Regions from separate parts of the Homo sapiens genome. Here region 1 is linked to region 2. A link is a contact called in ENCODE Hi-C or POLR2A ChIA-PET data. All regions are on one chromosome and are shown on one strand. The core of a region is the stretch at or near the end of the contact, and the rest is flanking DNA. Distances in the headings are between cores, read along the strand shown. Region 1 holds the start of TMEM229A (transmembrane protein 229A). Region 2 holds the start of FEZF1 (FEZ family zinc finger 1).

What was found. Hi-C counts contacts between places; a loop is a spot of excess contacts on that map. ChIA-PET counts read pairs that join two places held with the same protein, here RNA polymerase II (POLR2A). Pooled maps may share reads with other maps.
Region 1: a map of A673 shows a loop between it and region 2 (11-fold over the local background). The contact joins the promoter of TMEM229A here to the promoter of FEZF1 in region 2. A Hi-C loop is called at or near these places in 1 of 168 maps with a recorded cell type or tissue (A673) and 5 of 50 pooled maps. POLR2A ChIA-PET finds 5 or more read pairs at or near these places in 1 of 52 experiments (A673).

The regions. Positions count from the first base shown.
Region 1 is chr7:124,031,716-124,034,415 of GRCh38, forward strand. TMEM229A (transmembrane protein 229A) reads right to left here and starts at 1,352. Exons shown (of 1, transcript NM_001136002.2): 1 at 1-1,352. The coding sequence starts at 1,288. The coding sequence ends at 146.
Region 2 is chr7:122,303,500-122,306,199 of GRCh38, forward strand. It overlaps FEZF1 (FEZ family zinc finger 1), which reads right to left and starts at 1,251. Exons shown (of 4, transcript NM_001024613.4): 1 at 138-1,251. The coding sequence starts at 938. FEZF1-AS1 (FEZF1 antisense RNA 1) reads left to right here and starts at 159. Exons shown (of 7, transcript NR_036484.1): 1 at 159-769; 2 at 1,074-1,244; 3 at 1,789-2,700.

The DNA of each region.
Region 1 (2,700 bases), core at 102-2,601, 1.7 Mb after region 2:
GAATAAAACAATTTGGAAGAGTTTAGTAAAGCGTATAAAAATTAAAGGACTAAAAAACCCACTTCATTTTAAATGTGTAAAAATAAATCGCATCCATTCGTGGGAATCCAGTGACTTTTTCCTTTTCTTTCTTTCTTTTTTGGTTTTAGTTAGCTGGTACGTACTGCACCCTCCACAACACGTTGGAAATTAGGTCCTGGTACACACTAAGGAATATCCAGCCAGGTAAATACATCAGGGTGATGAGGCCCATAAAATTGAGCGGGTAGTGAGAATAGTCCCAGGAACAAGCCCCGCACGTGCGGAGTCCCAGACCCCAGGACAGCTCCCACACGTAGATGAAGATCACGTAGATGGGCACCCGCTTCCAAGTGCCCCAACCGCGGCTGTAGTGGAGGTGGAAGTAGAGCTTTTCCACCACGAAACTGCAGCTGCCGTACATAAAGAAGGACCAGAGCGACGTGTGGCCGCTGGTTGTCCCGTCCCCCTGCCCCAGTACGTTGAAGAAGAAGGTGAAGAAGATCTCATCCAGAAAGCCGTGCATTCCGAAGAAAAGAAAGCGGGGTAGGTCGGGCAGCCCCTGGCTGGGGGCTCCCCCGGCGCCCCTGGGGCCACGGGGTCGTCGCCGCCGGGCTCCGGCCGCAGTAGGGACCCGGGCGCCGGGAGGGACGGGGAGCGCGCCCCTCCGCTGCTGCTGCTGCTGCTGCTGCTGCTGTTGCTGCTGCCGCCGCCTCTGTCGCCCGTACCGCAAGCGCAGGAAGCGCTTCAGGAACACTTGGCAGTGGTAGAGCGCCAGCACGTACTGCAGCGCCAGGTCCAGCGCCCCTGGCGCCACCGCGACCCCCGCCCCGCCGCCCAGGCTGAGTAGTAGCGCCTGGCCCGCTAGGGTCTGCAGCCCCACGTGGGCCGAGGGGTAGAGGAGGAAATTGAAGACGAAGGCGTTGGGACAGCGCCGCTGCTGCAGGTACACCTTCTCCAGGGCGAAATGGGTGAGCGAGTGCAGCAGGCAGCGGTAGGGCGAGGAGAAGCCTAGCATCCGCAGGTCCGGGCTGCGGGCGAAGCGCCGGGCCGAGGACACCAGCACGTCCAGGGTGATCCCGTGCATCCCGTAGAAGTAGAGGCGCATCCAGGCGGGCAGCGTGGCGCTCTCAGCCGGCGCTTCAGCAGTGGACAGCGGCTCCGGGCAGCCGGCTGCCGCCTCGCTTCCTGGCCCGCCAGGGGCCCCCGGACGCCGCGCCGCGCCGCCCCTCCGTGCGGGGCCCTCGCTGTCCACGTCGCTCCCCGCCATGGGCTCGGAGGCTGTCCGAACGCCCGAGGCTGCACCGCCGCCGCTGCCGGGTGCGCGGAGCTGCAGGGCCGAGCGGCCGAGCCCCGCGCCGCCTCCTGGCCGCTGCCGGCCCCCGGGGGGCGCGCAGGGAGCTCCGTCCCGGCCGCGGTCCCGCGGCAGCGGGGGCTGATGCACTCAGGGGACTCGCGGGCCGCCCGGCTAGCGGAATCCCCCCGCCGTGGCCCCGCTGCGCCCTCCCTTCCAGTCCCGGGCGAGGTGCCGCCCGCCCGCGCCCGCTCTAGCTCTCACCCTGCGCGGCCTAACGGGCACCGCGGCCCAGCCAGGGGAGGCGGCGCCGGGGCTGTGAGGGGAAATGCAGAAGCTTGTGGAAGCCCCATCCCCTCCGCTGCTTAGCCCCGCGCCTCCGCTGCAGGCTCTGGGAACGTAACGCGAGCAGCGGCGGCCCTGCCCCCGCCCTGCCAATGCCCCTCTCCGCCTGCCTCGACCTCTCCCGCCTTCTCAGGCCGCCCCCACGCGCCCGCCCGCCGCACCGAGTCCCACAGGGTCTGCTCGGGAAGGCCCGGCCCTGCTTCTTCCTCCCGGTGCGCCCACTCAACACAGGGGCTCCGGTCGTGCGGGGGGCGCTTGCTGGGCGGAGGCACTGAGTGGAGAAACACCTAACAGGTGTGACTGCAAGTTGATGGGCATTCCCTGCATCGCGGCAATCAGGGCCAGGGCCTGGCTGGCGGAGACGAATGGCTGAGTGCCACGGGCTGGAGGCTGGGCTCAAGACCAAAATATGGTGCTGTATACTTAATGTTCTTATTCAAAGCCAGCTGTGTCCCAGTCATAGAGAATAAACTCGAGACTCCACGCCTGCCCGCCCCTGCGTTACCCTCCATCTAAATTGCTGCCGCGGGGCCTGATCCACTTTTCCAATCTATTTCTTGGCCCATCTACTTTTCTGGGTTTACTCAAGGCCAAGGACAGAGATTCGATGTCCCCCAGAATTTGTGAAATGATTTCAGGCCAGTTGGGTTGGGTTGGGGTGTGGAGAAGAGGAAATGCTTTGTTCTAGCTACTGTGGGGTCTCAGGTGGAGAATAGTACCTCGTCCTGGCACACCCCGCTGCTGGGTTCTTCTTTTGGCAGAACTAGGTCATCCCAGAAATGGAGAGTGACATAAAGGGCCAGGGTTTATCTTTTTCTATCTTTTCCCTCCCTCCCTTCACCTCTCCCCTCTTCTCCCTTCCCTCATTCCCTACTTCCTCCCCTCCCCTCCCCTCCCCTCCAATCCCTCCCTCCCTCTCTCTCTCCCTTCCTCCCTCTTTATCTCCTTCCTTCCTTCCTTCCTTCCTTCCTTCCTTCCTTCCTTCCTTCCTTGGTTGAGAGAGTGGAAGGGGTTCAGAATGTTGGTGTGTTGGTTCCACCATT
Region 2 (2,700 bases), core at 1-2,500:
AGGAAGGAAGGAAGGAAGGAAGGAAGGAAGGAAGGAAGGAGGGAGGGAAGGAAGGAGGGAAGGAGGGAGGGAGGGAGGGAAGGAAGGAAGGAAGGAAGGGAGGGAAGGAAAGGATCTCCGTTTTGCATTGTACTTGCCTTTCCACACACTTCGCAAGTGAAAACTTTGGGCTTGGCATTAGGAGAGCCTCGGCTGAAATCCGAGGTTTTGAACGCGATTTTTTCCGACAGAAGCTGGGCGCTTTCTTTCATGTAATGCTGCAGCTGAGCCTGGGACAGGTCTTTGAAAGCTACTCCAGAAGGGTATTTCTCCACCGCCGGGACCACCAGTTTATTCCTTTCGGCTAAATACGTTTTTGGCTGCGGGTGCAAAGGGGAACTGAGGAAGTAGGAGGCCACCGGGTGGATGTTCACGCCGGCTGCCGGGTGGCATGGGCCGTCACCTCGGTTCAGGTAGCACAAGGCGCCCATGGCGTGGAATGAAGAGTGGTTGACCACACGCGGCCTTACCAGCTTGTACTGCTGCAGCGGCAGCGCGTCGCGGGCCAGGTCGCCCTTGAGACTCAGTGCGCAGTTGAGCAGGTCGCTGCAGCTGAATGCGGGAGCCGAGGGCACCGCCGCGGGCGCCGCCGGGGCCTCCAGACTGGCCTTCCGCGGCTCGGAGCCCGTCACTCCTGCCTTGGGGCTCGTGTCGTAGGCCACAGGCACGAAGGGGATCATGCAGGGGATCGACGAGTTGAGATGCAGAGAGTGCTTGGGTTCCCCCTTGGGTAAGGCTCCCTGCAGGAAGTGGGGGACTGGCAGGGCCTTGGGCTCTGGGGTGCGCGCCATGATTCGTTCAATGGAGAAAGCCAAGGGTTTGGACGTGCTCATCATGTTGCCCCGAGCTGGAGCAGTCGCTAACATTTTGGTAGTCGCGTTGTGGCAGCTACTGTCCATGTCTGAGTCGCCAGCGTCCGTCAGCCGGGGCTGGGTTGCGCCGTCCGTTGCCTTGTTCCCTGCTTGTCACAGACCTGCGGAGAGGGGGACGGGCACCATCACCACCAGTAGCCTCCTCCTCCTCCTCCTCCCCAGCATCACCAGCCGAACCTGCCTGCCCAGCCCAATGGACTCCTGCCAGCCCATCGCAGAGTTCTTGGCGCACCAATGACTCGGGGACAATCACTACTTATTTCTATCAATAGAAAGTGTTGTGTCAATAACGCAGCCAAGATCTCGCCAATCGTTAACTTCCAAGAGGAGAAGGTAAACTAGATAATTGCTCAATTCGCTTCCAACAGTCAACAGGAAAACTTTTTTTTTTTTCATCTGCAGTCAGTAACTACTTTTCATTGGTGAGTGAGGTTCCCCGCCCAGAAAAGGCGGGGGCGCTTTCACCCGCTTGGCGCGCCCTCCCCTCTGCGCACACACTCTGCCGCGCACACTTCACTACCCTCCGCACCCCCCCATCCCCACCCCCCTTTTGCTTCCTCTGCCTTTCTAATTCTCAATCTGCTTAACCAGGCTTTAGAGGCCAAGCAAATCTGAGATCAATTTTCTCGTTTAGCTCTAAGTGACATCATCTAAAATCATTGTGCAAGGGCTAAATAAGGAAACGGAGTCTAATTCAGGGGCAAACGCCAGGCTATATTTATCAAACGCCAAGCTCCAGAAAGCCTCGGCTAGGAAGCCTCGGCAGTGAAATCCGAGGTTTCGCTGCTTGGTTCCACTGGGCCTGGGTGGGCCGGGCTGGGCCGGGCTGGGCCGGGTCAGATCTGTGCCACCTCCGCAGACCTATTTCTTCCTCCAGGGCTCGGGGTTGCCCGCTCCCGGAATCCCGGAGTCTCCGCGGCCCGAACCGAGTCTGGACCATTTAGAAGACGCCGGCAGGTAACTGGCCTCCCCAAACGCCCCGAAAATTAAAAGCCTTAGGAGGCTTGTTCTGTGTTTGTGGTTTTGTAAAGGCAATGCCCGCGGCAATAGGCCTGGGAAAGTCGCACTTTCATCCACAAAGTTGAGGAGTTGCAAGGAATAATTGGGTGTCACACCACAAGCAACCTTGACTCGATCGGACCCCACCCAGGATACACACAGACGCGCGCGCGCGCACGCTTCCGAGTTTCCATTGAGAGTCTGGAAAGAGCATTTCTTTCTTAAGTACCTGCGCTCAGCTAGAGCTCTCCCGGAGCATTTTAAATACTGAATGCCGAGCGGAGAAGGGAAACAGAGTGTATTAATCCCCACTCCGGTTGCCGGTGTCTGCAAGCCTCCTCTAAGCAGCGCAGGCGGCAGCCTGGATGTCTGTGCGCATCAAGGAGACTTGCCGGCGCCAGAGTTGTGTCCACAGGTGCACTTGTGCCTCCCAAAGAGCGCGCGTAGAGACCATTTCCCCTGCAACGCCCCCCAGCCGAACACCCGCCGGGTGTGGCACCTCGGCCGAAACTCCTGGGGCGGCGCGGTGGAGCGTGTGGAGGTTTCCGGGAAGACGCCTACGGCTGCGGCTCCGACTGTGCGGGCTCCCGCCGCCCAGGCAAGAGCGTCCAGGAGCGCGCTGGAAGCTGCGGCGCGCACCTTCCCCGGCGCAGTCTCTTGCCAGCCGGCGATCACGCAGAGCTGAACCCCGCAGCTAGGCGCGCAGGAAGGGCTGCACAGAGTTTGAAGACACGGCAGCTGTAAGCTGGCGTGAGGAGGCCAAAGGAGCGCGCAGAGCTGCAAGCAAAGG